Linked DNA regions of Homo sapiens: region 2 is linked to region 1. Evidence: read pairs that join two places in POLR2A ChIA-PET (ENCODE). Cell type or tissue: B cell. All regions are shown on one strand. Each heading gives the region's core, and the rest is flanking DNA. Links, peaks and the distances in the headings are about the cores only.

Region 1 (15,015 bases), core at 9,850-13,849:
GTCTCAAACTCCTGACCTCAGGTGATCCTCCTGCCTCGGCCTCCCAAAGTGCTGGGATTACAGGCATGAGCTGCCATGCCCAGCGGGTTTTTGGTTTTTTGAAATGGTCTCATTCTGTTGCCCAGGCTGGAGTGCACTGGCGCTATCACAGCTCACTGCACCCTCTACCTCTCAGGCTCAAGCAGTCCTCCCACCTCAGCCTCCTAAATATCTGGGATCACAGGAGTGCGCCACCATGCCTAGCTAATTTTTAAATTATTTTTGGTAGAGACAAGGTCTCGCTATGTTGCCCAGGCTGTCTCAAACTCCTTGTCTCAAGCAGTCCTCCCACCTTGGCCACTCACAGTGTTGGGATTACAGGCGTGAGCCACTGCATCCGATAGGAGTTCTAACTGGTAAGTTTAGAGCAAGCAGGCACAAGTATCATGGGGTCATGCTGTGACTCAGAGGTGGTCACTGCAGCATGTCTGGGCAGTCCATGTGGGGCGAGGGGGTTGGAGCAAGTCACATATGTAGTATCTAGGTGTCCACAGGGAAGTGGTCATCAGGAGGTGGTTGTATAAGGCAGGTATCTAGATTGATCACACTGAGGAGCTAGGAGGAGGTGGAGAACTGGACAATGTGTCAAGGGTGACTGAGTCCTGCTTTTTATATGAGAAAGGCTAACCTGTATTTAAAACAGATGCTGAGACAACATACAATTATAAAAATTTCGCCAGGTGCAATGGCTCATGCCTGTAATCCCCACCCTTTGGGAGGCCAAAGCTGGAGGATCACTTAAGCCCAGAAGTGTGAAACCAGTCTGGGCAACATAGCAAGACATTGTCTCTACAAAAAAAAAAATTTTTTAAGTTAGCCAGGCATGGAGGCACACGCCTGTAGTCCCAGCTACGTGGGAGGCTGAGGTGGGAGAATGGCTTGAGCCCAGGAGATCGAGGGTGCAGAGAGCCATGCTTGCACCACTGCAGTCCAGCCTGGTGAGACAAAGTGAGACCCTATCTCAGAAAAAGAAAAGAAAATATCCTGAGTTGCAAATGCCCTGAATACACCTAACCTACAGGACATCATAGCTTAGCCTAGCCTACCTCAAACATGCCCAGAACACTTACATTGGCCTACAGTTGGGCAAAGTGATCCGTCCATACAGCCCACTGTAGAATATTGGTCATCCAGCCTAGTGATCCTGTGGCTGGCAGAGCTGCACTCACTGCTGCTGCCCAGCATCACGAGAGAGCATCGCACCACATATCACTCACCTAGGGAAAGATCAAAATCCAGCATTCGAAATACAGCTTCTACTGAATGCACATCGCTTTCGCATCATTGCTGAAGTAAAAAAAATTAAGTTGAACCTTCATAAGTCAGGAACTGTCATGACAATGTCATCTTTTCTTCTGGGCCCCACTCAAAACTGATAGCCTTTTAAGTTATTCAGAAAATGGGTCAGAGAAGAACATTGAAATGAGGTATACATTGCCTTCAAAATCCAAAACCACTGGGCATTGTGCCTCTTAGTGGTAGTAGGGCCCAGCTTAACATGCCCCAGACCGTTAGGCCCCCCAGAAGGTTCACTGAATGTTTGTGGGATTTATTTCCCACCCTCTGGCATACATATATCTCGTCAAGGTGGCTAGAATAGTTACTACTTCTAATCAGCATATTATCAACACATTAGATGAATGTGATGTCCTGTGGAGTAGAGAAGAGGACAAGGTCTCCACAAACTAGATGATGACAGATGACTGCGAATTGATACAGTCCTGAGTTTGGATAACGAATAGGTATTGCTAGCCCTGTCAGCTCAAAGCAAACTGCTTTTGATGGTCTTTACTAAAAATTGCTGAGGAAAAAAGCATTCATCAGATCAATAGCTGCATACTTTGCTCCAAGGGATGCATTGATTTGCTTCATGAATGAAGGCACACCTAGAATAGCAGCTGCAATTGGAGTCACAACCTAATTGAGTTTATAATAATCCACGCCATTCTCTTGGATCCATCTTGGATCTGCACAGGCTAGAGAGCTAAGCTGAATGGAAATCATCAGCTCTGTGTCTTTCAGATCATTGATTAGTGGTGGAACTAATTTCTGCAATCTCTCCAGGAATGCAGTGCTGCTTTTGGCTCACTGCTTTTATAGGTAGAGGCTAACATTTATATGGTTTGTCTTTTTTTTTTTTTTTTTGAATAGAGTTTCGCTCTTTTTGCCCAGGCTAGAGTGCAATGGCACTATCTCAGCTCACTGCAACCTCTGCCTCCCGGGTTCAAGCAATTCTCCTGCCTCAGCCTCCCAAGTAGCTAGGATTTCAGGCATGTACCACCATGCCCAGCTAATTTTGTATTTTTAGTAGAGATGGGGTTTCTCCATGTTGGTCAGGCTGGTCTCGAACTCCGACCTCAGGTGATCCACCTGCCTCAGCCTTCCAAAGTGCTGGGATTACAGGCGTGAGCCACCTCGCCCGGCCTCCATTTTTTTTCAATTCAGCATAATTTGTATTGTCTCTGAAACTCAGCTTCCTCATCTGTGAAATACAGATAATGATGCCAGCCTTACTTGTGTTCAGAGGTTGTTGTAAGACTCAAATAAGATTGTGTAAGCTAAAATACATTACAAACTGTAGAACCCTCTACAGGGTATAAGGAATAAGCGCTAGAATTATTATTACCTCCTTCCATCCCCTCTTATATAGAAAATTTAGATTATAGTCCCCTTGTTACTATTTCAATCTATGTTTTTTGTTGTTGTTTTTGTTGCAAGTACTTGGAATCCACTCAAAGTAGTTTAAGCATAAATATGGAATCGAATTTGAAAGATCCAGGAGTGTCTCAAGAAGCTCAGAATTCACAGGCAGGAAAGGCACTTGCGCATCATAAGGTGGTAGAAAAAGGAACTGAAAAGGCATTGGGAGCTGTGGCCATGAGAGTGCACTGCTCACATCTCTGAATGCAGGGGAGCGTAACATGGCCCCCTGCTGCTGGGCTATGAAATTCTGCCACTGCATTTGCACTGAGACCACCCTTCTTGTGAGCTGCTCCCACCCGGTGACTGAGTGCAGGCCTGCCATACTAAGGCAGGCCCATTTCTGGGATATGGGGACTCCTCTGACAGGTGGCTTTGGCACAAGCACACCTCATCAGCTCTTGCAGAGCTTTCTTAGAACTACACTACGTTCTAAGCTGGGCATGGTTAGGCATGTGTAGTCCCAGCTACTCAAGAGGCTGAGGGAGGAGAATTGCTTGAGCTCAGGAGTTTGAGGCCAGCCTGGACAACAAAGGGAGACTGTCTCTGAAAAAGAAAGAACTACACTGCGTTCTAACACCTCCTCAACCCAGCCCTCCTCCATTCCTGTCTCCTGGCAGGGGCTACACCTGCATTGCAGCTCTCCCAGGCTCTTCCGGCTTCCTGCTATTCGCTTCACAAGTGTTTTCCCAGCACATCTCTTGCACATTTAGTCCTATCTGGGCATCTTCTCAGAGGACTCAAACCTTAGGACAGGAACCTAAGTAATTCCTCTTTTGCAACTCCAAGTCTATGTGGACTCTTATTTTCTTTCTACTTTTCTACTTCCTTTCTGCTTTACTCTTTCACCCAACCCCTACCTAATCTTCTCAGCTTTTCCATTTATATAAAGAAAAATGTCTGACCCAGTTTCTAAATTTACAAATCCTTCCAGTTTGAGCACTAATTGACACTGATGTCTTTGAATCCTCACTTCAAGCTCCCAAAAGAAAGAATCAAGTGCCTTCACTTGGATTAGGAGCTCATCCCCGGTCCGGTTGTGGTAATTATGGCCAAGGAGACAGGTCTCATGATACAGACAGTATTACTGAGATTCACATCTCAGCTGATGACTTGCTTTGTTTAATGAGAAAATGGAAGCAACTCAGGCCAGGTGCAGTGGCTCAAGCCTGTAATCCCAGCACTTTGGGAGGCCAAGGCGGGAGGATCACTTGAGCCCAGGAATTTGAGACCAGCCTAGGCAACATGACAAAACCCTGTCTCTACCAAAAATAATTTAAAAATTAGCCAGGCAGGGTGAAGCACTCCTATGATCCCAGCTATTTGGGAGGCTGAGGTGGGAGGATCACTTGAGCCCAGGAGATTGAAGCAGTAGGAGTTAGTGAGCCATGATCTCGCCACTGCACTGGGCAACAGATTGAGACCCTGTCTCGGAAAAAAAAAAAGAAACAACTAGACCAGAACTGCCTCATTTTCCCATCACCAAATCTACCAGCCTATACCTGGACACACACTGCCTTTGTTCCTTTTAAGATGAAAGCCCACCAAATGAGTGTGCTCCCTGGGGTGATTTGTTATTCCACAGTAGATAACTAATATAACCAGCCAACATAAGAAAGAAAAGGCAGACTGGGTACAGTGGCTCACGCCTGTAATCCCAGCACTTTGGGAGGCCAAGGCAGATTGATCACTTGAGGCCAGGAGTTCGAGACTACCCTGGCCAACATGGTGAAACCCCATCTCTACTAAAAATACAAAAAAATTAGCCGGGCATGGTGGCACACACCTGTGGTTCCAGCTACTCGGGAGGCTGAGGCATGAGAGTCATTGAACCCGGGAGGCGAAGGTTGCAGTAAGCCGAGATTGCATCACTGCACTCTAGCCTGGGCAACAGAGCGAGACTCTGTCTCTAAATAAATAAAAATACTGCATCCCAGGGGAATGGCAGAGATTAATGCCACCTTCAAGAACAAAGGATGCAGGGGTAGTGTCCTCCCTCAAATCTCCACTTAATTCACCCATCTGGACCCTACGAGATCCAGGTATGTCCTGTAGTGTGAAAGTAGACTACAACAAACGAACCGAATATCCCAATTGCAGCTACTGTGCCAGATGCATCCATGCTAGAGTGGATTTACATAGTCTACACAGTGTGAGGGAACTGACCACTGATCTGGCAAATGCACAATTTCCCATCCCCACCAAAAGGAAGATCAGAAACAGTAGATTCACTTGGAATTGACAAAAGTATATATTTATGGTTTTCCTACAGGGCTGTGTTAACTCTGTCAAAATACAGTCTAAAGACATAAGAACTGTCTGAATATTTCTTAGAACTTCGTATTAGTTCCTATGTTGATGATATCATATGCATCTTGCTAATGAGGCCAGGTGAGCAAGAAGTGTCAAGTACTTTGGGTGAGACACATACACTCTAGGAAGTGGAAGAAACGTCCTATGATATACAAGAGCTTGCCTCATCAGTGAACTTTTTAGGAGTCCAGTGGTCTAAGCGTGCTGAAACATTCTAAAGCAAGGAACAAATTACTGAAACTCATACCTACCACAGGGAAGAGGGAAGCACAACTTCTAGTAAATCCATTCATATTTTAGAGGCAGCATATTCCACAACTGGGAATACTGCTTAACCTAACACCTGGTAACACAAGAGGCTGCCATCTTTGACTGGGGGGCCCAGAATAGGAGAGAGCTCTGCAGCAGGTCCGGTTGCTACAAGTGGCAGACCCTACAGTCTTGATGTTTTAATTGATCCTCATCATTTCTCTTCCTCTGCTGTCCATTTTAGATTCCCCTTAACCTCAGGAAGCACCTCTGCTAAGGCTCTGGTCATTCCATTATATTACAGGTATCCAAGGTGGAGTTTCTAGCAAGCCCCAGCAGGACAATCACAATATAGGTCTTCAGGGTTCTGGAGCAAGACCATACTATCTGCAGCAGAGAATTAGACACCTTTTGAAGAATAGCTCCTGAAGGGCTACTAAACCCTGGCAGAGATGGAACACTTCACCAAGGGGCACCAAGTGACCACGTGTCTAGAACCGTTCGTTATTAGTTAGGTTCTGCCTATCAAACTCACCAAGACATAAAGTTGAATGGGCCTAGCCATAATCCATAGTAAGATGGAAATGGTATGTCCAGAACTGGGCATGAACAGAGCTACACAGTCAGATGGCCTAGACACACATGTCACCTGCCAGTGTGGCACCAGTGCTTCTCCCTCAGCTCATGCCTGTGGCTGCACAGGGGGGCAAAGTCCCTTTATGATCAGCTGACAAAAGAGGAGAGCCTTTGCTTTTTCTTGATTCACAGATGGGTCAGACAGGTATATGGCTGCAAGCCAAAAATGAGCTGTGACTACAATACAGCCCACCATAGGCTGATCTTGACAAAGAGTGGCAAGGGAAATCCCCCCAGTGGATCAGTCCTCTCACTGGTGCATCTGTTCATCCACTTCGTATGGAAAGACATGTAGCCCAAGGGTACACTTTATATTCATTCATGGCTACTAGTAACTGCCTTGATGGGTTGATCAGGGGTCTGGAAGGAGAAAGATTAGAAGATCAAGGACAAGGATGTCTGGGACAGAGGCATGTGGATGGACTATTTGAGTAGCTAGGAAGTGTGAAGAGGACCACCAGAAAGCATCTAACTTGAAAGAAACACCAAACAACCAGCTAGACAGAATGATTTAGCCAATTTGATGTCAACCAGATGCCATCAGCCACCCCAGAACTGACACAACGGGCATGTGAAGGAGCAACTGTGGTGGCAGGGATGGGGACAAACACATGGACCGTCACTCACAAGGGCTGATGTAGCTACCACCACTGCTGAATGTTCAGCCTGCCAGCAATGCATCAGTGCTGATCCTCGGAAATGGCAGTAGCTCTCAAAGTAAATAAGTAGCCGCTTGGTAATAAGTTGACTACAATGGGTCCCTTCCATCCTAGAAATGGCAGAAATTTATTTTGACTAGAATGGACACATGGTTTACCTTTTCTGCCTGCAGGGCCTCAGCCAACGCCACTATCTGAGGGCTTACTGAGTGTTTTACCCACTGACATAGGTTCCCACGTAACATCACATCAGACCCAAGGGCCCGTTCATTGCAAGGCGAAGGAGGCATGACAATGGCACGTGACCATGGGATCACTGGTCCTGTCACATTCTGCACCACCCAGAAGATACTGGCTTGAACGAAGAGAAGAAATGGGCTGTTGAAGGCGTAGCTGAGATGCCAGCTCAGAGACGATGATACCAAGTAAGGAGGGGTTACTACCTTCCAGGGCACAGTGTACACTCTAATCAACAACCAATAAGGCGCTATGTCCCACTGGGAGGAATATATAGGTCCAGGAACCAAGGGGTAGAGATAGGAGCGGCTTCACTTTACATTAATCCCATTGGGGTATTTCTGTTACCACAACTCTAAGCTTTGAGGGTTTTAGGTTCTGGTTCCCAATAAGGAAATGTTTCCATGAAGGGATACAGCAAAAGTACACCAAGGAACCAGTAGGCAAGAAGCAGGAGCCACCATCCTGGCAGGAGTAGTGGACCCTGCCCACCAGGAAGAGATGGGGCTGCAGTTGCACAGTGGGAGCCAGAAGGAATATGTCTTTGTACTCTTGCCCCTTGCTGATGATAAATGCACAGGTGCAGCAGCCATAGCCTGAAAAGGGTGTGGTGGCCAGGGGCTCAGCTGAGGTGCTTCCTGCAGGGAGGAGAATCTAAAATGGATAGAAGCCGAGGCGGGCTCAGTGGCTCACGCCTATAATCTCAGCACTTTGGGAGGCCAAGGTGGGAGGATCACCTGAGGTCACAGTTTGAGACCAGCCTGGCTAACATAGTGACACCCTGTCTCTACTAAAAAAAAATTACAAAAATTAGCCAGGTGTGGTGGCATGTGGCTGTAATCCCAGCTACTCAGGAGGCTGAGGCAGGAGAACTGCTTGAACCTGGGAGGCGGAGGTTGCAGTGAGCCGAGATCGTGCCATTGCATTCCAGCCTGGGCGACACAGTGAGACTCAGTCGCAAAAAAAAAGTAAAATAAAATAAAATGGATAGAAGTCCAGGTGCAGTGCTTCATACCTGTAATCCTAGCACTTTGGGAGCCTGAGGCAGGAGGATCACTCAAGCTCAGAAATTCAACATCAGCCTGGGCAACATAGTGAGACCTCATCTCTTAAAAAAAATTAATTAGTTGGGTGTAGTGGCACACACCTGTAGTTCCAGCTACTCAGGTGGCTGAAGCAGGAGGATCACTTGAGCTTGGGAAGTGGAGGCTGCAGTGAGCTGTGATCACACCACTGCACTCCAGCCTGGGCAACAGAACAAGTCTCTAAATAAATAAATAAAGATAAAATGGATAGAAGAGGGAGATGGGGAGTATCGGTGAGACCTCAAGAACAGCTGCAGTGGTGGGGGCTGTGGTCATCTGATGAACCATTAGTTTGTTCCAGAGAAAGACGAGCTGCTCCCAGAACTTACCCAGAGGAGTGGATCTGAGTGGCACAAGAGGCTGTGGACGCCCTGATAAACAATCCAAATCCCCCTCAAGACAGGCTCTGCCCCAGCTGCTGGGAGGATTGCTGGCTCACAGCCCTCCTCAGGAATTGCCCCCAAGTGAAGACAGCTTCCCCACCCAATGTCCCACCACCCCTCTGGGGACAGTGTGTACCCAGTGACTGGCTGAAGCTGGGGTACAAAGGTCTGGCCCCTCAGCTCAGTGGGGGCTGGGGGCATCTGAAGCTGGGACGGCCATGAGACTTTTCTAATGCTTCAACACCTTCCATGGGTTCAGCTGAGGGGTGTGTCGAGACTGCCTTGCAGCCCAGCTTCTCCCTGTGAGCAAGTCTGCTTCCTTCCCTTCTGTAGGTGCTGAACCTGAGAGCAGCCCCAGTACACTCCCTGCATGGGAATCTCCATCTCAAAGTCAGCCTCCAGGGAGCCCGCCCTGAAACAGATTCTGTCATGGAACTCAACAGAGTATCCTGGTGCGGATAACCAGTGTTGGGAGTTAGAGCACGGACTCTCTCCACCTGCACGGTGCTGGAGCTCTGCACACCCCCTCTGCAGCCATCCCTCGCCGCTGTCCCTTAGCTGACGCCCTTGCCCTCTGTGTGTCCTTCCTCATGGCCTGCAGGTTTCAGATCCCAAGCTACAGATCATGTCTTCTAGTCTGGGCTCTGGCAGAGAGTTCGGAAGCACTCTTATTATCTTAGCAGCAGCATGTGTGGAAATCATTTCTCATTACAGCGGAGGGCAGGCATTGTGCAGAGGGTTAAGTGGGCCTGCTTGAAGTTGGTTGTTGTTAGCTCTCATGTCTATGCCTTGGTCCCTTTCCCCTCAGGACTTGGAGAGCAAGCTGTTTGAGTCTGATGCAACCCCTGGGCTTTGACTATCATGCCAAAAGGCAGCAAATAAGTGCCTTTTCTTCCCTTCAGAATACATGGACAATCCAAAGCTCTATTAGTCTATTATTCAGAATGAAAAGTGTTTACAATATTCGTCCTCTTACTCCTCAGTATGTGAGACTGTTCCTCGTAGCAGGTAATTTCTTCCGAATTCAAAAACTCCTCATGGAAGCATCTGTTTTTGTCATCAAGGAGGGGGCTGTATGTGGAATTGCAAGGCCAAAGACATCTCGGGTCAACTCTTCTCAGGACCAGATCCAAGTCGCCAGTGAGAACACACATTCAGGCAGCCTCCACCAGCGCCCTGCCTCAGGAGCGAGGCTCCCTGCTTCATGTGGGCAAGAGCTGCCCTTGTTTTCCCAGCGGGCAGTTGGGGGTCTGGAGCCTAGGAAGCAAAGTGAAGCACACACTCCTGCTTCCTTCCTTCCCTGCAGTTGGTGAGTATCTGGCTCAGTTTAGGTTAATATCATCTCTTCAGCCTGGCCCAGTTTACCACTATGGGAAGGAGCCCAGCAGCAGGGGCTGCCAGACCTGGAAATAGATCTGCTCATTGCAGTGTGGCAGGTGCAGAGAAACAGAGCCAGCTATAGCTGGAAGAGAATCTTAGGGCACAGAGATGCACCAACATGTATGAACAAGTCGAGACCCAAGTACCAAGCTGTAGAGTTACTGCACCATAGCAACCCAGGCCAGCAGGCAAGGCAAGAGGGCAGTTATTACAGAGAGCCATGGGGCAAGAGTGGAGCCACCTTGACAGTGGGGGTGACCAGAAGCCACATCTAGGAGTGTTGGCCCAGAGTCTCTGCATTTCCTCCTGCTCAGGACCTTAAGAGAGGCCCATCTTAAATGCCACTGTCTCCATGAGCTTTTGGAAACCTTACCAGTTTCCTCCCCTGTTCAGGGAGTTCCACTAGGGTAACATTCCTGCCTTCTCTCCACCCCTCTATTACTTTGCCCCAGGGAAAATAAAAGATGACTGCTTGGATAGGTAGGTGGGGAGGGGAAACTGGTCCTGTGTAGGCCAGTGGGCCCCTCCATCACCTTGGGGGTGAGCTGCATGCAGGGTATAAAATCCCACTGCTCTCGCTGAGGGGGCTGCACTCCTGCAGGACTAAAGGAGGCTTTCTCTGGTTGAGGGCTACCATGGCTGGGCGGGTGAGCCTGCCTCCTAGTGGGATTTGCATTAGCAGCTCACTTAGTTCACAGGTCTAAAGCTGTGTCCTCCAGCCCAGCCCTCTAGCAGTAATTAAGAGGATATTTTGGTTCCTGTTGCCACTCCTTTGTTTTATTTCTCAGGGCCCTCAAAGACACCCCAGAATAGATTTCCTGTCCCCTTTAATCTTGCCCTTCTTTGAGTCCCCATTGCATTTTATGGTATATTTCTAGCATGACCTTTCATTCTTTCAGTAATTACCTCCTTATTTCCTTCACCCCTGCATTTAAAAAAAAATTTTATAGATGAGGTCTCACTCTGTCACCCAGGCTGGAGTGCAGTGGTGCAATCATAGCTCGCTGCAGCCTTAAACTCCTGGGCTCAAGCAGTCTTCCTGCCTCTGCCTCCCAAGTAGCTGGGACCACAGGTGCACATGACCATGCCCAGCTAACTTTTTTTTTCTTTTTTGTAGAGACGGGAGTCTTACTTTGTTGCCCAGGCTGGTCTCAAACTCCTGGCTTCAAGCAATCCTTCCACTTTGGCCTTCCAAAGTGCTGGGATTACAGGCATGAGCCACCATGCCCAGCCTCCTTCTCTTACTAGCTGAGAACTAAGAGAAGACACTCTGGAGACAGAGGAGGAAACAGTGACGATGCCACATGATGAATACATAATGGAGGGTGAAGACAAGGCTCCGTCAGGGGCACCAAGGAGGGAAACCCAGTTCTGTGGGGAAGGTATGGGGCAGCTTCACAAGCCCAGTGTCTGCTCCCTTTGTGGGAGACGTGTTGTTTCAGCATCCATTCCCCCTTCTTTTAGGAAAAGTGCTTGAATTTCCTTTTCATGGAACCACCCACCTCCCTCTCATCCATGCATTCTATTCCCAGTATCAGGGGTAGACAAGTGACTTCAGGCTTGGCCAATTAGGGTTCTGACTCTTGGTCAAATCAGAGTGAATCCTGAGTCATTTGTAAACTCCAAGGAAAGGGCTTGCTTTGTTTTCTGTTGAATGCAGTGCTCTGAGATAGCCGGAAATGAAACTGCTCTCTTGCCACACTGAAGGCTAGAGAAGGGCCTGGCCAGGAAATGATGCCAGTGATCAGGGGTGGAGCTGGAAGAGGGGGAGTGAGGAGGCCCAGACATCTTGGGAGCCCCAAATTCACCTCAGGATTTAACTTCTCCGCTGCTCAGCCAATAAATTCCTTTCTTCCATGACTAATTTGAGTTGAGTTTTTAGTTTTTGCAACTAAAACAGCACTGACTAATACACCCTTAGGTAAGATTAGAGCAAGAATTTCCAATATCTGTGTTCTTCATCCTGAAATTTGGTGAGGATATCTAAGGTTCTTTTGTCTTTTAAAAGAATTCTGTTGCAATGGAAAGTATCAATCCATATTTTTCCATTTCTCCAAAATGTTTTAGTGTATATCTATGGGGCACAAACTTAATCTCTGTAGGCCCTCTGCCATAGTTGCTCTGTGCCACTTGATAAGGGGCTGGTATCTAGAATATATAAAAACTCTTAAAACTCAGCCGGGCATGGTGGCTCATGCCTATAATCCCAGCTCTTTGGGAGGCCGAGGCAGGCGGATCACCTGAGGTCAGGAGTTTGAGACCAGCCTGGCCAACACGGTGAAACTCTATCTCTCTAAAAATACAAAAATTAGGCGGGCGTAGTGGCTCACTCAAGACTGAGGCAGAAGAACCACTTGAACCCAGGAGTTGGAGGTTTCAGTGAGCCCAGATGGCTCCACGGCACTCCATCCTGTGCAACAGAGTGGCACAGGATGGCAAAAACAAACAAAAGCTCTTAAAACTCAACAATAAAAGACAACCCACTTTAGAAATGAGAAAAGGGCCAAGTGTGGTGGTAATCCCAGCACTTTGGGAAGTTGAGGTGTGTAGATTGCTTGAGCCCAGGAGTTTGAGAGCAGCCTGGGCAACATGGCAAAACCACATCTCTACAAAATACAGAAAAGAAAAAAAAAAAATCAGTCAGGTGTGGTGTTGCACACCTGTAGTCCCAGCAACCTGGAGGCTGAAGTGTGAGGATTGCTTAAACCTAAGGAGATAGAGGCTGCAATGAGCTGCGATTGTGCCACTGCACTCTACCTTGGGCAACAGATGAAGACGCTGTCTCAAAAAATAAGAATAAAGAAAGAAAGATGGGAAAAGAATTTATTTCTTTCCTTTTTTTTTTTTTTAGACAAGGTCTGGCTGGTCCCCCAGGCTGGAGTGCAGTGGTGCAATCTTGGCTCACTGCAACCTCTGCCTCCCAGGTTCAAGTGATTCTCCTGCCTCAACTTCCCGAGTAGCTGGTACTACAGGAGCAAGCCACCACACCCAGCTAATTTTTGTATTTTTAGTAGAGCCGGAGTTTCACCATGTCGGCTAGGCTGGTCTCGAACTCCTGACCTCAAGTGATCTGCCCACCTCGGCCTCCGAAAGTGCTGGGATTACAGGTGTGAGCCACTGAACCTGGCCTTTTTTTGCTGCTGTTGTTGTTCGTTTTGTTTTGTTTTTGTTTTTGTTTTGAGATGGAGTCTCGCTCTGTCACCCAGCCTGGAGGGCAGTGGCTCAATTTTGGCTCACTGCCACTTCTGCCTCCTGGGTTCCAGTGATCCTCCTGCCTCAGCCTGCTGAGTAGCTGAGACTACAGCCGAGACACCACCATGCCTGGCTAATTTTTTTTTTTTAAGTAGAGATGGGGTTTCAGCATTTTGGCCAGGCTGATCGTGAACTCCTGACCTCAAGTGATCTGCCCACTGCACCTGGCCTTTTTTTCTTTTTTTTTTAATAGAGATGAGTACAATGGACTTTAGGGACTCAGGGTAAAGGGTGGGAAGGGGGTGAAGGATAAAAGACTACACATTGGGTACAGTGTGCACTGCATAGGTGGTAGGTGCACCAAAATCTCAGAAATCACCACTAAACGACCTATTCCTATAACCAAACACCACCTGTTCCCCAAAAACCTATTGGAAAAAAAAAAACTCACGTAAGTAAATAAATAGAGGCCAGGAGCAGTGGCTCACACCTGTAATCCCAGCACTTTGGGAGGCCGAAGTGGGCAGATCACCTGAGGTTGGGAGTTTGAGACCAGCCTGGCCAACATGGAGAAATCCTGTCTCTACTAATAATACAAAAATTAGGTGGGCATGGTGGCACATGCCTGTAATCCCAGCTACTTGGGAGGCTGAGGCAGGAGAATCACTTGAACCTGGGAGATGGAGGTTGCAGTGAGCAAAGATCACCCCATTGCACTCCAGCCTGGGTGACGAGCGAAACTCCATCAAAAGAAGAAAAAAAAGAAAGGAAAGAAAGATGCGGTCTGGTGGTGCTGCCCAGGCTGGAGTGCAGTGGCTATTCATAGGTATGATCATAGTGCACTGCAGCCTCAAGACTCTTGGGTTCCAGTGGTCCTCCTGCCTCAGCCTCCTGTGTAGCTGGTACTACAGGCTACAGCTAAACTGCTCAGTTCCTCAGTCCTTCTTCATCTCCCACAGTGGATACAGAGCGTGGCAGCCCCCTCTCAGGAAGTCATGGATCTTTATGGCTGGCAGGACTGTAAAGTCACCCAGTTCAGCCCCTCATTTACATATAAGGAAACAGTCCTATAGAGAAGGCGTGCCTTTTTAAGTCACACATTTGAGCAAATAAATAATTATCTCCTCACACATTTAAGATTGCTATTACATCCTTTTCTCTAGAACTTTTAACCTTTCATCCACTCAGAATGCTTGCCTGGACCCTCTCCAATTTCTCAATATCTTTCTTTTTTTTTTTTTTTTTTTTTTTTTTTTGGAGACGGAGGCTTGCTCCGTCACCTAGACTGGAGTGCAGTGGCATGATCTTGGCTCACTGCAACCTCTGCCTCCCAGGTTCAAGTAATTCTCCTGCCTCAGCCTCTCAAGTAGCTGGGATTACAGGCGCCCACCACCACGCCCGGCTAATTTTTGTATTTTTAATGGAGACGGGGTTTCACCTTGTTGGCCAGGCTGGTCTCAAACTCCTGACCTCAAGTGATCCACCCACCTCAGCTTCCCAAAGTGCTGGAATTACAGGCGTGAGCCCTCGCGCCCAGTTCAACATCTTTCTTAAGTGGGCCCAAGGTTGGGGGGAAAATCTCACCGTAGAGATATTTGTTAGATATCGAGCATGTGCTGAAGAAGGCATCTGTGATGATTAATTTTATGTGTCAGTTGGACTGGACCATGGGGTGCCCAGATATCAGCTTGAACATTACTCTGGGTCCATCTGTGAGGGCGTGGGGTAGGACTGGCATTTATGTTGGTGGAGCAAGTAAAGCAGGCTGCCTCCCTAACGCAGGGGATCCTCATCCATCAGCTGAGGGCCCAAATAGAACAAAAGGCTGAGTTGGAGGGCGCCCCTCCTGCATGACCAACTTTCAAGTGGTGACATCAGCTTTCTTCCTGTTTTTGGACTTGAACTGAAACATCAGCTCTTCCTGGATCTTCAGCCTGCTGGCCTTCAGACTAGAACTACAACCTCGGCTCTCCTGGGTCTCGGCTTGCTGACTCACCCTGCAGAACTTGGGACTTGTCAGCCTCTACATTTGTATGAGCCAATTCCTTATAATGTCTTTCTGTATATATACATATATCTCCACATCTTATTGTTCTGCTTCTCTGGAGAACCCTGAGTAATACAGCATCATTCCAAGATCAG
Region 2 (15,015 bases), core at 7,281-11,280, 110 kb before region 1:
TTTCAAGGCCCACTCACCAGTCACCAGGCTCTCAGGCAGAGGGAGGACCTCCATTCTCCAGGTTCCTCGACGCCAGGCGGCACCACTTTCACACTCAGCACACTGTACTAAGATGCTCTCTGATGGGTTTGTTGCATCACCTCTGCCCATCAGAGTGGACATCCCTTCTCTGTCCCCAGTACCTGGCACAAGGTCATTGGCCGTGAGGGACAGTGGCAGCAGGCAACAGTGCACTCATACACATGAGCATTCTAAGACAGATAGCCCAAATGAGGGTGCCCTGGAGGGATGTCCTTGGGAAGAGGGGCCATGGGGAAAGGACCTAGCCATGGAAGCGATCCACCTTTTCCAAAGAAGGGCAAGACTGTTGTCCCATTGCTGGCTGTGAGACCTTAGTTGGAAGCCATGGAGACACTTCTCCAGGCCTGAGAGGTGAGATGGTGCCACCAGATCTCCTGGGCTGGGGCTCCAGCAGCTCACAACGGTGCCTTCCCTCCCCTAAGGGCCCACTGGGACAGACCCCCATCAGGCCACACACCCCACCTTTCTCCAGATGTACCCCGCCCCCCACCAGCCTTTCAGTCCCTGGGACTCTTAACCCCAGACCATCCTGTATGCCCCAACCTCCCCACTTCCCAGATCCTTGGGTCGTGTCCTCTATAATAGAAGTCAGTCGTCCTCTCTGCATAAAGATCTTGACAAAACCCCAGCTCTGGTCAAACCTAAATCATCCACCCACTGCCTGCCTTTGACCAAGCAGCTGCTCTTTCCGGAGCAAAACACTCTCTGCATCGACTGGCCTCACTCTAAATTCATGACCACAAATCTCCAAACTTCCCTAGTATGCTCACTTTCCCACTTGTTAAAATCGGCATCCCTCCCTCCCTCTCCAACCTCCCAGCCACTCCTCCGCCCCACCATGCTGTGACTCTGCCTGGTACTTAGGGGGAAACGGAAGTCCAGGCAGGAACTCACCCCCGCCGCCCACCTGCATCTGGCCTCAAACTCTCTCTGCTGATTGAAGGGCAAGTCCTCAACCTATGCCCTAGAGCCCAACCCCTCTCATCTCACCCCAGGGTTCCCCCGCTTCAGTTATCCCCCTCTTATGGTCACTGCCCCTACTCTACAAAGCCAGCCCCACCCCTTAGAACTGCCCCCCAAGCCCCATCACCTTTCTGCTGCCTCCCATAGCCACCTTCCCCCCGTGTCTGTATCCAGGCACTGTGGCTGACCCCTCACATTCTCTCCTTAACCCCCGGCAGGTCATCTTCAGACCCTCCACCGAGGGTCTTCTGTGGGTCATGCCCTACTCCACATCACCAAGCACCAGGCTTATTCTGCCCTCTTTCTCAGCAGCACTTGGCACAGCAGCCCTTCCCCTGGAACACTCACAGGGTCTGTGACCGCCTTGAAAGCCACTCCTCTGCAGCCCTTTCTTCTCCCAAACTCTTAAGTCAGAGGTTCTTGCTAAGAGTGATTCTCCTCCTCTAAAGGACGTTCGGCAATGTCTGGAATACAGGGAGGGGGCCGCTATTGGCATCTGTGGGTAGAAGCCAAAGATGCTGCCAAATGTCCTGCAAGGTTCAGGGCCGTCCCCACAATAAAGAATTACCAGGTACAAAATGCTGCAACGCTGAAATTAAGAAATGCTGCTCTAAATGCAGCAACCCAGCTCAGTCCGGGGATCCTTCCTCTTCCTCTACACGTGTGGCTCCCCTCCAGATTCGACAGCACTCCCCCAGGCACCTCCTGCCCTGCTCTCCCCGCTGAACCCCAGACTCCTTCAGCCCACCTACTCTCTGACCCCTTTGATGTCGCATGGACACCTCAGACCTGACATACCCATTTCCCCCAGCCCTGCCTTGCCCCGAGGTCCTCAGTGCTGGATTCTCAGTGAATGGTGCAGCTCCCACCCAGAGCCTGTGCCCTCACCCCATGCATGCAATCACAAGTGGGGCCACTGTGACCCCTAAACACTCCAAAGGCACCTGCTCCTGTCCATCTCTGTAGCCTCTCTCCCTTGCATAACCTCAGTGGCTTCCCGGCTGTTCTGCTTCCAGCCCATTCTCCAGAATGCATCGAGGACGTTTTAAACCTTAAGTCGGATGTGGCACCATCTTCCTTCAAACCTTCCAGTAGTTGCTGCCTGTTGCTTGTGGAATAAAACCCTCCCCATCTCTGACTTGGCTGTGGGCCCCTCCCCATGCCAGTTACACAGACCCAACACACCTTGCTTTCCCCTGCCTCAGGGCCTTTGCACTGGCTACTCAGGAATTCAGGAAATTCAGTTCCTGAATTTTCACAGGCAGCCTCCTGCCATTTAGGGCTAGGCTGAAATGTCACATCCTCAGAGGGGCCCTTCCTAACCAGCAGCCTAAGGGGGTGCTCTGCTCTGCCATCATTTGCCAATGCCAGATGTTTTCTGGTTTGCTGACTTATTGTCCAACCCTCCCCACCCTGAATAAGCTCCACGAGAAGAGGAACCCACCTTGCTCACTGCTATTCCCAGCAGAACAGAGACTGCCTACCTGGTATGTTGGATGAGTGAACAAATTGAGCCTACACAGCTGCATGGTCGGTGACTGGGGAGGTGAACAAGCCACAGACCCCTGGGAGGGGATGGCTAGCCGCCTGGGCTTGGTTTACACCCCAGGGCCCTGTACCCCTCCCACCACCCAGGCTGGGGCTCAAACGACTGAACCTTGTCCCTGTGCTCCCCTTAAGCCACCAGGCTCAGACAAGTGGCATCTTCAAGAGAACAAGATCGGAGACCAAGAGACAAATCCCAATGGAGGCTGGTGACGGGTGGCCCGAGCCCCAGGGTCCTCCCTGGGTACGAAGCACAGCACCTCCTTCCACCCAACAGCAGAGGCCGAGAGGAGTGCAAGCCTCTCTACTGTCCTTGATAAATGGGGCACTGCATGTACTGCCTCTGTCCTAGGGCTGCCTCAAGGTCTCTGCCTGGAAGCCTCCCAGCGGGGCTGTCCCCTACTCCTTGGGGCATGGCCAGAGCCCCTATCCACTCTACACTCACGCAGACCCCACTCCCCCAGCCAGGAGCAAGAGGAAGAACAGCACCTCCCTGCAGTCCTTCCCTTGTGCTAATGCCTGGGACTGGGCCACTGTTCAGTCTCAGGGTTCATGACTCATGACTGAAACCCAAGGCCGACTGAAGGTAGAGGACACAGTGTCCCCTGAGTGCATCCCCATGTCCTCAATGCGGCCCCAGCACGTGACCCTCCAGAAGGCTGGCAAACAGCAACCTCTCCCCAGAACTTGGGAACTCCAAGCTTCAGCCCTGCCCTGCTGCTTCTTGGCCAGGACCCCTGGAGCACTCGCTGAAGTCTTTGTCTTCCCTGGGAGGTGGGATAGCCACCTGGGGCCCCAGAGGGCAAGGGGTGTTAAAGGCACACAGGAGGTGGGAAGGTCAGCACAGCACACTCCACTTTATTTCCTCCCCCAACATGTGGGGCTCCTGCCCCTTCTACCCCAAGCAGGGCTTCCTTGACCCTCTGAAAGGCCACCAAAACAGTACCCTTGGGGACTGAGGGGCCTCTGGCCTAGGCCCACTCATTGGCACCCTGGATGCTTTCTTCATGCCTGGGACAAACCTCATGGGGAAAGCCGGAGCTGGGGCAGAGGAGTAGGGCCTGCCTGGAGGAGGCCAGGCTGGGAGCTGGGGCAGAGGAGGAAGGGGGCTTTCCTGGAGGAGGACAAGCCAGGTAACCCCAGCCCTTTCTCCTTCCAAGGCTGCGCCTGGCTGAGCTCCAGGGAATAGCGGTGTAGGGTGGAGACAACTGAGTCCTCTGTTCAGGGGCCAGCTGAGGTTCCCATTGTGCAATCTGGTGGGGCCCCACTTCTTTCTCGTCTCCCCAATGGTGGCCACACTTGACCTACCACCTTCCTGCTCTGCAGGGGAGTAAGTTGGGCTCTCAAAGCCTCCTGGAGAGAAGGGCTGGAGGCTACACTGCTGTAGAACATTCCCCCACACTTGGGCATGTTGGGTGGGATGGGAGGCTGTTCCCAGGGTCCCAGCCACAGGGCTGCCCTGAGGGAGAGGTAGGGACACCATTAGTCCATGCTGGGGGGCAGGGCCTCAGGCACAGGAGGGATTCCAGGGTTCTGCGGGGCTGGAACCTACCTCTTCCCCACCCCTTCCAGGACCTGTCCCTGGAGAATGTCACCTCCCATTCCCAGCATCCACCAGGGCTGGGCAAAAGTCAAGAGCAGGCACAGCCAGGCCTGCCTTCCCCTGTGGCAGAGCTAGAAGAACCCCTGGCCCTAGGAGCCCTTAGGGGAACACAGTGAAGAGAGACAGGGGAAGAGTCCTGGCCCTCTGAGATGGGGTGGTAGGTTGGGGCTGGAAGACAGTGGTGTGGCCCAAAGGAGCCAAGAGGTAGACGACCCAGCTCCACTGGGCAGAGGATGCCCTCCCTACTTGGGGACAGAAGCCACAGGCTTAATCTTCGGACATCCCCTTGAAATGATTTCTAGGTACACAGCCCCCTGGCAGAGCTGGGCTTCCCTGGACAGGGACTGGCTGGATTCCTGCTTCTGAAGATGGGACTGTGGGCTTGGTGGACACTCCGGCCAGCCAGGACTGCTCCTGAGCAACACCGGGGGCACCTGCTCCAGGCCTTGATCTTGGGGAGGAAGCTAGGGTCTGAGGCTGCCTTGCCGAGGCCTCTGCACTGAGCTTTTTCAGGGCAGGGGACTCCCACCCATGTGGGCTCTCCCCAGGCCCTGCAGGAACGGGCTGGCCTCCCGCACTGGAACCACTGGGGTCGGGGCTCCTGGATTCCGCCGACAGTGCCTCCAAAAGCCGCTGCAGAGATAGGGAGGCCGGAGCGGGGCTCCTACCAGTGCTGTGGGCATGGGACCCTGCAACAGAAAAGACAGGAGGTGGAACCTCAGAACTGTAGGATGACATGTGGCCCAGCTGTGCGGACCCAGAGCTGGCTCAGCTCACAGGAGTGGTGCCCACCCATGCCACGGCCTAGTGCATCCAAGACCCAGATTCCCACCCTACCAGAGACCAGGACAATGAAGCCATCCCATCTCTTCCCTGCCTGGCCCCTGAAGTCACCATCAGAATGTCAGTCCACTCAGGCTTCCACCACTGCCCCATTCACACCCGAGACTGCTGGGACACTTAAGTCACCTGACCCAGCACCAAAGCGCCCACCTTCCGGACCCTTCACCCAGGTTGTTCTGCCTATGGCCATACCCTACCACTTGCCCCGAACCCAAGACCTCCCCTAGAACTGTTCCTGCACTTAATGGCCACATCTAAACCCTGCACCGTGCCAGGAGGTAGGTTGGGGCTTCCTTGTTCTTCACTGTCATGCCAGACTACAACTGTACCCCACCTCTTTGTGGGCACTCTTCCTCATTCAAGCCCATGTTCTCTGGCTGGCCCCAGCCCCTCAGCACTGCCTCCCATCCCAGTTCCTCCTGCGCATGCAGCGAGGGCTTCACCAGGAGCCTCTTCCCTCAGCTGACCCTGACCAAATCCTCACTCCCACACTTCAACTGGTGACTCTTCTACCAGGTCCTGTTAGCCTCACAGCCCACACCGCCCTCCAGACCTGGTCAGCACCAGGAGCTACCACCACTGCAGCCTGTTCCTGGGGGCCACCCTCCACAGTACCGCCTCCACCTGTGCACACTGAGGTAGCGCGGCTCTGCAGATACTCCCCAGACCCAGCATCATCCTACACCAGCCCTCCCCACTTCAGATCACTCCCACCTACATAGGCTTCACAGCCCCCATGGCAGTCACCCCTCGGAGGTAGCCTCAACCACCTTTCCCTGCTGTCACACCTGCCGCCAGACCCAGCCCTAGAACGCTAGCATCCCCCACCTCTACCAGGTGTCTCCTGCTCTCCAGTCAGCGGAGGCACATCTTCTCCTTTGTTTCCATCCCCTTCTCCCTACCTCTGGTGGCCTCACCTCTCCTTATGTAACAGAGTCCCCAGCATCCATACATCAAGATCCTCCTGCAGACTTGGGTCTATTCCTGTCTTCTTCCTTCCCACTAGATCCAAGGAAATGCCTCAGCTCCCACCATGTGCAGCCTTTTTCCAAACATTCTGGGTGTCCTTTCTCCCCGCTATATCCACCCCTCTCCTCCAGCAGGTCATGGTTCCAGCATCTGAATGTGCTCCCATGCTCACCATCTTGATAGACCCAGCCCTTGACCACAGGCCTTTCCACCACCTCCCAATTCCCTAGTCATGGTAGTCAAACCTCTAGAAAAATTGCATACAAGGCCAAGCATGCTGGCTCACATCTGTAATCCCAGTACTTTGGGAGGCTGAGGCAGGCAGATCACTAGAGTTTGGGAGTTCAAGACCAGCCTGGCCAACATGGTAAAACCCTGTCTCTACTAAAAATACAAAACGTAGCCAGCATGGTGGTGCTCACCTCTAATCCTAGCTACTCGGGAGGCTGAGGTGCACAAGACTCCATCTCAACAAAAGAAATTACGCACAAATTTCTCACCACATCTGTCCTTTAGGGATTTTTTTTTTTAGATGTTTAGTACAGTAAAAAAAGTGTAGGGGAAAGAATGGTGCTGGAACAACTGGCTAGTTACATGAAGAATGAAGTTGAACCCCTTCCTTACACCCTGTTCAAGGGTTCACTCCAAATAGGTCATATACCTAAATGTAAAACCTGAAACTAAGACTTACATGGAAACAGGAGCAAATCTCCATGACCTCGGGTTAGGCAAAGGCGTCATAGACACCAAAAAGGAGTGACAAAATTGGTCAGTTGGACTTCCAAATTTAAGATGTTAGTGTTCAAAGGACATTATTAAAAAGTGGGAAAAACAAAAAACATAGGAAGTGATGAAATATTTAAGGGCAACATCTGATGAGGGACATGTGTCTAGAATATATAAAGAACTCTTACAACTCAGAAGAGAGAACCCAATTGAAGAAAAACAGACAGAGGATATGAACATTCTCCAAAGATGCAGATGACCAACAAGCACATTAAAAGATGTTCATCATTAGTTATTAGGGAAATGCAACTCAGAACTACAATGAGATACTACTTCACACTCACTAGGCTGGTTCTAACCAAAATGATAGATAAGAAGTGTCAGCAAGGATGGGAGAAATCGGAACCCTCGTATACCGCTGGTGGGAATAAAAATGGTGCATCCACTTGAAAATATCTTAGGCACAGTGGCTCACACCTGTAATCCCAGCACTTTGGGAGGCCGAGACGGGTAGATCACGAGGTCAGGAGTTCGAGACCAGCCTGACCAACATGGTGAAACCCCATCTCTACTAAAAATACAAAAATTAGCCGGGCATGGTGGCACATACCTGTAGTCCCAGCTACTTGGGAGGCTGAGGCAGGAGAATTGCTTGAACCCTGGAGGTGGAGGTTGTAATGAGGCAAGATTGCATCATTGCACTCCAGCCTGGGCGACAGAGTGAGACTCCATCTCAAAAAAAAAAAAAAATCTTAGCAGTTAAACATGGAGTTATTGTAGGACCTAGCAATTCCATTCCTAGCTGTATACCCAAAAGAAATGACATGTTGACACAAAATCTTGTACATAAATGACCATAGTAGCTCTATTCATAATAGCTGCAAAGTAAAAACCCAAGTGTCCCTCAACTGGTGACTAAGTATGGCATATCTATCCAACGGAATGTTATTCAGCGATGTTATTGATACATGCTACAACATGGATGAACCTTGAAAACATTAAGAAGCCAGACACAAGAGGCTATGTGTTATGATTCCACTTATGGGAAATGTCTAGGCAAATCCGGAGAGGCAAAGTAGGTTAGTGATTACCTGGGGCTGGGGGCAGAAGCAGGTAAGGTAGTGAGGGGAGGGAGAGGGCATTTGCATGCAAGATGACCTAGGAGTAGAATCTGGGTCAGGGGTTATGTACACTTCAACCTTCCAGGATGTCAAATTGTTTTCCAAAGTGGTTGCAGCCACTCATATTCCTATCAGTAGGGTCTAGCATTTCCATTCATCACTCTATATCCTTAACAGTATTTGGTATTATTGGGCTTTAAAGTGTCTAGTTTAGTGGCTATAGAATGGTATTGTAGACTTCATTTGCATTTCCTCAATTACTGAGGTTGAACATCTTTAGTGTGTTTCCCATTTGGTCTCTGAGATGTCTATTAAGTCTCTTCCCATTTTTCTATTTGATTTTTTTCTTTGCGACAGAGTCTGGCTCTGTTACCCAGACTGGAGTGCAGTGGCACGATCTTGGCTCACTGCAACCTCCGCCTCCCAGGTTCAAGTGATTCTCCTGCCTCAGCCTCCCTGAGTAGGTGGGACCACAGGTGCACACCACTATCCCACTAATTTTTGTATTTTTTTTAAGAGACGGGGTCTTACTATATGTTGTCCAGGCTGGTTTTGAACTCCTAAGCTCAAGCGATCCACCCACCTCAGCCTCCCAAAGTGCTGTGATTACAGGCATGAGCCATCACACTCAGCTGGTTTGTTCTTATATTAATGTGTAGTTCTTTATGTATTTTGTATACAAATTATGTGTTGCAAAAAAATATATTGGGGCCAGGCACAGTGGCTCACACCTGTAATCCCAGCACTTTGGGAAGCTGAGGCAGGGGGATCACCTGAGGTCAGGAGCTCAAGACCAGCCTAGCCAACATGGTGAAACCCCATCTCTAATAAAAATACAAAATTAGCCAGGCATGGTGGTGCGTGACTGTAATCCCAGCTACAAGGGAGGCTGACGCAGGAGAATCACTTGAACCTGGGAGGCAGAAGTTGCAGTGAGCCAAGATCGTGCCATTGCACTCCAGCCTGGGCAAAAAGAGTGAAACTGTCTCAAAAAAAAAAAAAAAAAGTCTATTTGTAACCTGTATTTTCACTTTCTTTTTGGTGCCTTTGGACAAAGTTATAATTAATGTAGTTGAATTTATGAATCTTTCTAGTTTTACAATTAGTGCTGTATCTCATTTAAGTGATCCTTCCCTATCCCAAGGTCATGAAGAGATCTTACTATATATTTTTTTTCTAAACATGTTAAAGTTTTTATTACATGTGTCTTTCATGCATCCAGAGTTATTTGCGCATGATATGAGTTAGGGATTTTTAAATAGATGCTAAATGGCTCTAAGACAACTAAGTAACTTAACTGTCCTTCCATAGTGACCATCAATGGCCCTTCATCAAGGCTCTGCTTCTGAATGGAATCTGTTTCTAAATTTGATTCTGTTCCAGCGGGCAATTGTCTAGCCTTGCTCCAGTGCTATGCATTTATGTAAAGACGTTTCATGAACTAGATGACTAACATCTGCTAGGACAAGTCTTTTTAGTTTTTCCTTCAGGGATGTCTTGGCTATTATTGACCTTTCATATTCTCATATAAAAACTTTATAATCACCCTGTCAATCGGGAGGCCAAGGCAGGCGCATCACTTGCGGTCAGGAGTTCAAGACCAGCCTGGCCAACATGGTGAAACCCTGTCCCCACTAAAAATACAAAAATTAGTTGGGTGTGGTGGCACGCACCTGTAAGCCCAGCTGCTCAGGAGATTGAGGCACAAGAATCACTTGAACCTCGGAGGCAGAGACTGCAGTGAGCCGAGATTGTGCCACTGCACTCCAGCCTGGGTGACAGAGTGAGACTCCATCTTTAAAAAAAAAAAAGAAAAAAAAAATCACTCTGTCAAGATCAAACTTATTTTGAGTGGGAATTTATAGATTAATTTGGGAAGACTGAATTTTTATAACATTGCCTTCCTTTCAATAACAGATTTATCTATATTTAAGTATTATTTAACGATTTTAATAAAGGTTCATTTTTCCTCAAATGTTTGATACAGCTGTCAGATTTATTCCTTGGGACCTTTATGATTGCTATTATAATGGTATGTTTACTAACAATTGTGTTTTCTAACTGGGTGTACAGAAATATGATTTTTATATTAACTGTATTTACCTTTTCTAATTCTTATTAGTTCTAATAACTTGTTTATAGATTGTTGCTTTCAATACAGGTAATCATCTATTATGAACGATTTTTTTGCTTCCTTTCCAATCCTCGGACCTTTAGTTTCTTTGGCTCTACCTCGGTGCCCAGGACCTCCACTGCCACACAATGTGGAGTAGATGGGACAATGGTGGGAAAACTTGTCTTGGTCCCAGTTTTAATGTTTTACCCTTAACTTTTGTTCTAGGTTTTTGGTAGATGTTTATTATCTAGGCTAAGCAAGTGAGCCCTATTCCTCTTTGGTTACAGTTGAGTCATAGTGAGTGTTAACTTTCCTCAAGTGCTTGTTCTGCGTCGTTGTGGCAAGCCCCCGTGATCTCACCCTGCTCCCCCTGCAACCTCATCTCCCTCCTTGTCACCCTCCCTGACACCATTAGAGCACAGGCGCCTTCTCCAGGTTCAAGTCACCTTCCTGCCATGCCACTCACCTCTCCCACGGGGCCTGGGGCCACTTGGGCTGCAGCCGTAGAGTTTGAGGACCCGGGTGATGTCCGAGGCACTCAGGTTCCATCGCTGGCCGATGTGGACACTGGGGGCCCAAAGTGGTGTGATGGTGGGCAGCCCACGCCGGCTGAAGGCGAGCCTGGAACCCAGCGGGAGACCCCTGAGTCCAGATCACCACGGGAGAGGCTGGGGGAAGCAGAGGGAGAAGAAGGCAGGGTCCTCACCTCCCATAGTGCATCACAGAGGAGTAGTCATAGGGCGTCAGCATGTTGCTGCTCTGAGACTTGATGAAGTTGATTTCAAAGCCTAAAAATACAAAAACAATACAACTTACTGATATATAAAGAGGGCAGGCAAGAAAGGGCAGGCAATGGCTGGGAGAGTCTTCTGGGAGCTCATAACTCACCCAAGCTGAGGGGCTGAGCCCACAGCCACCATGCTGCTTCTGGTACCAGTCCCACTTTCCCAGCCCTGGGAGGATCCCCAACCTGTACTAGTTGAGGTAGAGGCACAGGGACCCCATGGCTGGCCAACCATCACCTCCTAGCTGTTCCCTCCACCCATCCTTCCTCCTTGCATATTCAGTCTGCACGGGGCTGGTCTCTGCATAAGCCACAGCTGCCACGGGTCCCACACTGCTCAGGGTCTCAGATGTCCCTCCCACCCCAGATGAAATGTCTATTCCTTGACCCAGCTTTAAAAAGCTGCCACGCTGTCATCTGCAGTGGTGATGCCCTAGTCCCCAGTCACAGGCCCACCTGTTCTTCCTGTGTCAGGCCACAACACTTCCCCAGATTTGGAGCCCATCTCCCCCTCACTCAAGTCCCCCAGGCCTTCAGAGGGATTGCTCCCCCAATCCTCCCAAATCCAGCCAGCCAGCCACGCATACACGCCACCTCGGTCACAGCAGCTTCCTCTCCATGGAGCAAATGAGCCCTCCAGCACCTTCATACCCCACCACCTGCCTAACATAGCTGCCTCTTGAGCTCTTACTTCTTTTTAAAAATTCATTAAACATACTTTTGAATAAGTAGTATATTCATTTGGTTCAAAAGTCAAATATTGAGATGTAGTAAAAGTCTATTCCATCCCCTGCTTCCTGAGTTCCCACCTCCCCGCCCCACAACAGTTAATTACTGTTATTAATGTGTCTGCCCTGGCAGTTTCTGTACATGTTAACCTAATGAGAACATATTAACCTAAATGGGAACAAATATGTTCTCATTTTTTCCACTGGGGAACCCGTGTTTTAGCCTGTTTTATCATTAGGAATAATTATTAGTGCTGTTTTCCAACTCAATTTCTGCTTTTACCTTTTGAAATTCCCTCCTGCTTTCATTTAACTTGGGTTGACATGCTCAATTTGTTCTGTTTACTGATACGTAAGTCTACACATTTTCTCTGAGCATTGCTTTAGCTGTGAACCATTGGCTTTTCTAGTCTTTCATGATTTTTTTTTAGAATTGCTGTACTTTAACTCCAGAGCTGAAAGAAAGTTTTGTTGTTTTTTTCAATTTCTGAATAGGAGAAGCTTTCGGTTTTGATGTATCGGTTTCTACTTTATATCATGATCAGAATGTTTACATTGGTCTACTTTCAGAGTTGCAGGTTTTCATGGCATTTCATGGTATATCATAAAATTATCAGGGTAAACTTTCACAACTGTTCCACGAGCATTGGGAAGGATCAGTCTGTTTTCAGGGTACAGAGTCACTTGTCACCCCCCTCACAACCTCCCCAGCCTGGTCTGATTCAATATCCATCCCCTCCCCCTTTGTGAGGTGCTACCCACGTGCCCCGTCACCCCTTTCTCTGTGACTCATGTTTGCTGAGAGCCACTGAGAAAGCGGTGTTTGGGGCCTGGGAAGGTCCTTGGGCCCAGGCAGCTTCCCTGGCTGCCTCACCTGGCTAACATGACAGCCCTGAAAGGTCTCGTGCTGGACGCCCTCCACCTGCGGTAGGCCTTCCTGCTCCAACCCCTAAGCCAGACTCCCACCCAAACCTCCTCTGCCCCTCCCTCGTGGGGCTCTTCCTGCCTCCTGAACCAGACCATCAAGCCCACAATGAGAGAGACCCCACCATCACCAGGATCTGATCCCCGGCGCCACACAGCCGCTGCCAGCACAGGAACCACAGCCCACCTGCCTCCAGCCTCCACTCTCCCATGGCCACAGTCTGTGTTCCTTCTGCCTGCTCACTGGCACCACTGGCACATGTCCCAGCCCCACAGTGCTGCCCTCAGCCCGTGGCCCAGCACTTGGCTTGTGCAGCCTGCTACCTTGGGGTCCCACTTTGGCTCAGCTCCCCAAGCTGGCACACAGCCCCAGTCCATGGTGGTGGTATCTGGTACATGAGACCGCTGCTAGAGTACTCAACAAGCAGGTATCATGGGCACTGCCTGCCCCATCGCCAGGGAGAGGACAGTGTCAGGGATGAGAAGCGAGACAAAGCAGGTGGTGGCGCCCTAGCTAAGGCACAACTACAGGTGGGTAGAGGAAGGCCTGGGGCCCAGAGCAGCACCCAGAGTACCACCTCCAGGTACCAGGTACCAGACAGAAGTGAGACCCCCACCTTCCCCACAGGAAGCAGGCAGGTGATGGGGAGGATGGATAGCCTCACCCATGGGGACCAGGCGACTTGGGCCCAAGCCGTGCTGTCCCCTCCCCGGCACCAGCCTGTCCTGCGTGTGGCCTGGCTCACCTGGCAGGATCTCGTTCCAGTTGACACGGATATAGCGGTCCCGGTCGGCCCGCGTGTGCTCGTGCCAGAAGCCCAGCACATGCATGAGCTCATGAAGGACAATGCCCCGGCCCTTCTGGAGACACGTGGGCGCCAGGGAGACCACCTGCATCCCTCCACTGCGCCCCACACTCGAGAAGCACCTGCAGGGTGATGAGAGCAAGTGGGGTAAGTGCCAGCCCAGATCCCTCCGGACATACAGACCTGGGCTCTCCCTCCCCACACAACACAAGATAGACAAACTCCCAACAGGCAGGCCCCACTCTGGGCTCTAGTCTCAGGTTCACCATTCTCCAGGCCCCTTTACTGCCTGGACTTCTGTGAAATGGCCATACCGGACCCCCATCACCAGCCTGGGCTGCAGGGAGGCTGCAGAAACTGATATATGAACACAGAGGACAGAAGCAGCTTACTAAGTGAGCACACCCTCCTGGTCAGCCCTAAGCCAAGGCTTTCACACAAATTGCCTCAGGCCCCTGACAAGCTAGGAAGCAGGTATCGCCACCACTCGCACCCCAGAGGGGACAGAAGAGGCTCAGAAGTTAGGGGACTTGCCAGGACTCAGTGACTCACGCACTGTCTGCCCCGCAAAACCTCCTCTCCTCACCACCTCATGGAGTCCCCCGGGAGAGGAGGGCTTTGTAAATGGAGGGTCTAGCACCGTTCCCATCCCTTTCCCACATTCCGCCCTGGAGGTCCAGCTCACACTTGGCAGACCCCTCAGGGTGGGCAGGGAGACTGAGCCCTGGAGGATGGGCCCAGGAATACATTTTAGACAATGGCCAAGTTAATTCCGGGCTGAACGCAGAAGCGAGCTGAGATACGCATCCTGGCCCCGGCACTTACCCATACATGGGGATGATGGAAATGAAGTCTCTCTGGTCCTGATAGGTGACAAACCTGATGCACGTGGAACGTTCAAACTCCGCAAGAGCCTCCAGGATGACCTGGCGGCTGGGCTCATCTGGAAGACACCACCTGGCTGAGCCCCCAGAGCCCTGGTGGTCTTTGAGCTCTACCTGAGGGTCTGGGAGCAGAGCTCTGAACTCACTCTCCCAAAATAGCATCAAGAAAGGGCAGCTTAGTGGTGCCAGGAAGAAGCTGGGCCCCAGACAGACCCTGGCTGTGTGGCCTTGGGTAGGTCACTGTCCTCTGCACCGCATGGTCTCAAGGGGAACCAGATCCCCACTCGACATACCTTCCCATCAGATTTTAACCCTCCCTACTCAGGAGACCTTCAGCAACAGAAGGGCATCTGTGGACAGGTTCTTCGGGTGGGGAGGTGGAAGGGATGTGATGGTGTAAGAGGAAAAGGGAAGAGAGGAACACCTGCCGCATTAGGAAGAAGGGGCTGAGGCAGGGAGGGAGCGCGCCATGCTCACTCACCGTACTTGCTGGAGAGCAGGAAGGGGACCTCCACGACACCACTACCACCCATGGGCCATTTGTTGCTGGTTGCTGACAGCAGTCGGAAGGGACTCTGAGGAGAGAGCAGCAGTTCAACCCCTGGGGACAGAGGCCACCCAAGCTTTGTGCCCCAAGGGTACCACACCCCAGGGCACCAGAACCCCAAAGATGTGGGAGTCAGGACCTGTGTGCATGGGAATGGGGGACCATTAGAGATGGGACAGAGCTGTGGAAGGCAAGGGGCCAGCTACATGAACCTTGATGCACAAGACAGTCCCTTGGCCTATGATGAAAGAATTTCAATCTCAAGCAAACAAGAGATTAGTCCCTGAGGATGTTGGCTAGGAGGCCCAGCACCCCAGGGTGCCCTGAATCAGAAGGGCTTGGGCCAGCAGCCCCACTCCAGCATGTTGACAGTGC

The links. Peaks named below come from ENCODE experiments on the same cell type or tissue, not always from the same donor. Only the 100,000 strongest peaks of a DNase experiment are listed, where the experiment ranks them.
Region 2: POLR2A ChIA-PET joins it to region 1 with 7 read pairs; 4 of 35 experiments call an interaction of 5 or more read pairs at or near these places.

The regions. Positions count from the first base shown.
Region 1 is chr2:96,231,079-96,246,093 of GRCh38, forward strand. STARD7-AS1 (STARD7 antisense RNA 1) reads left to right here. Exons shown (of 4, transcript NR_046322.1): 2 at 6,827-7,021; 3 at 8,635-9,610; 4 at 10,799-11,545. Among named protein-coding and RNA genes, the nearest start is that of SNORA112, 24 kb to the left of the region's middle. RefSeq lists enhancers at 2,944-3,013, 3,024-3,173, 10,756-11,015, 11,036-11,085. In B cell, for the core only: no CTCF peak of the experiment used is centred there; DNase peaks (open chromatin) are centred at 11,013 and 11,413; H3K4me3 peaks cover 1,106 bases; H3K27ac peaks cover 1,705 bases.
Region 2 is chr2:96,119,391-96,134,405 of GRCh38, forward strand. ASTL (astacin like metalloendopeptidase) reads right to left here. Exons shown (of 9, transcript NM_001002036.4): 4 at 14,575-14,668; 5 at 14,035-14,152; 6 at 13,150-13,331; 7 at 10,674-10,755; 8 at 10,434-10,588; 9 at 3,428-4,881. The coding sequence ends at 4,460. Among named protein-coding and RNA genes, the nearest start is that of ADRA2B, 10 kb to the left of the region's middle. RefSeq lists a silencer at 885-934 and enhancers at 11,940-12,169, 13,172-13,672. In B cell, for the core only: no CTCF peak of the experiment used is centred there; no DNase peak of the experiment used is centred there.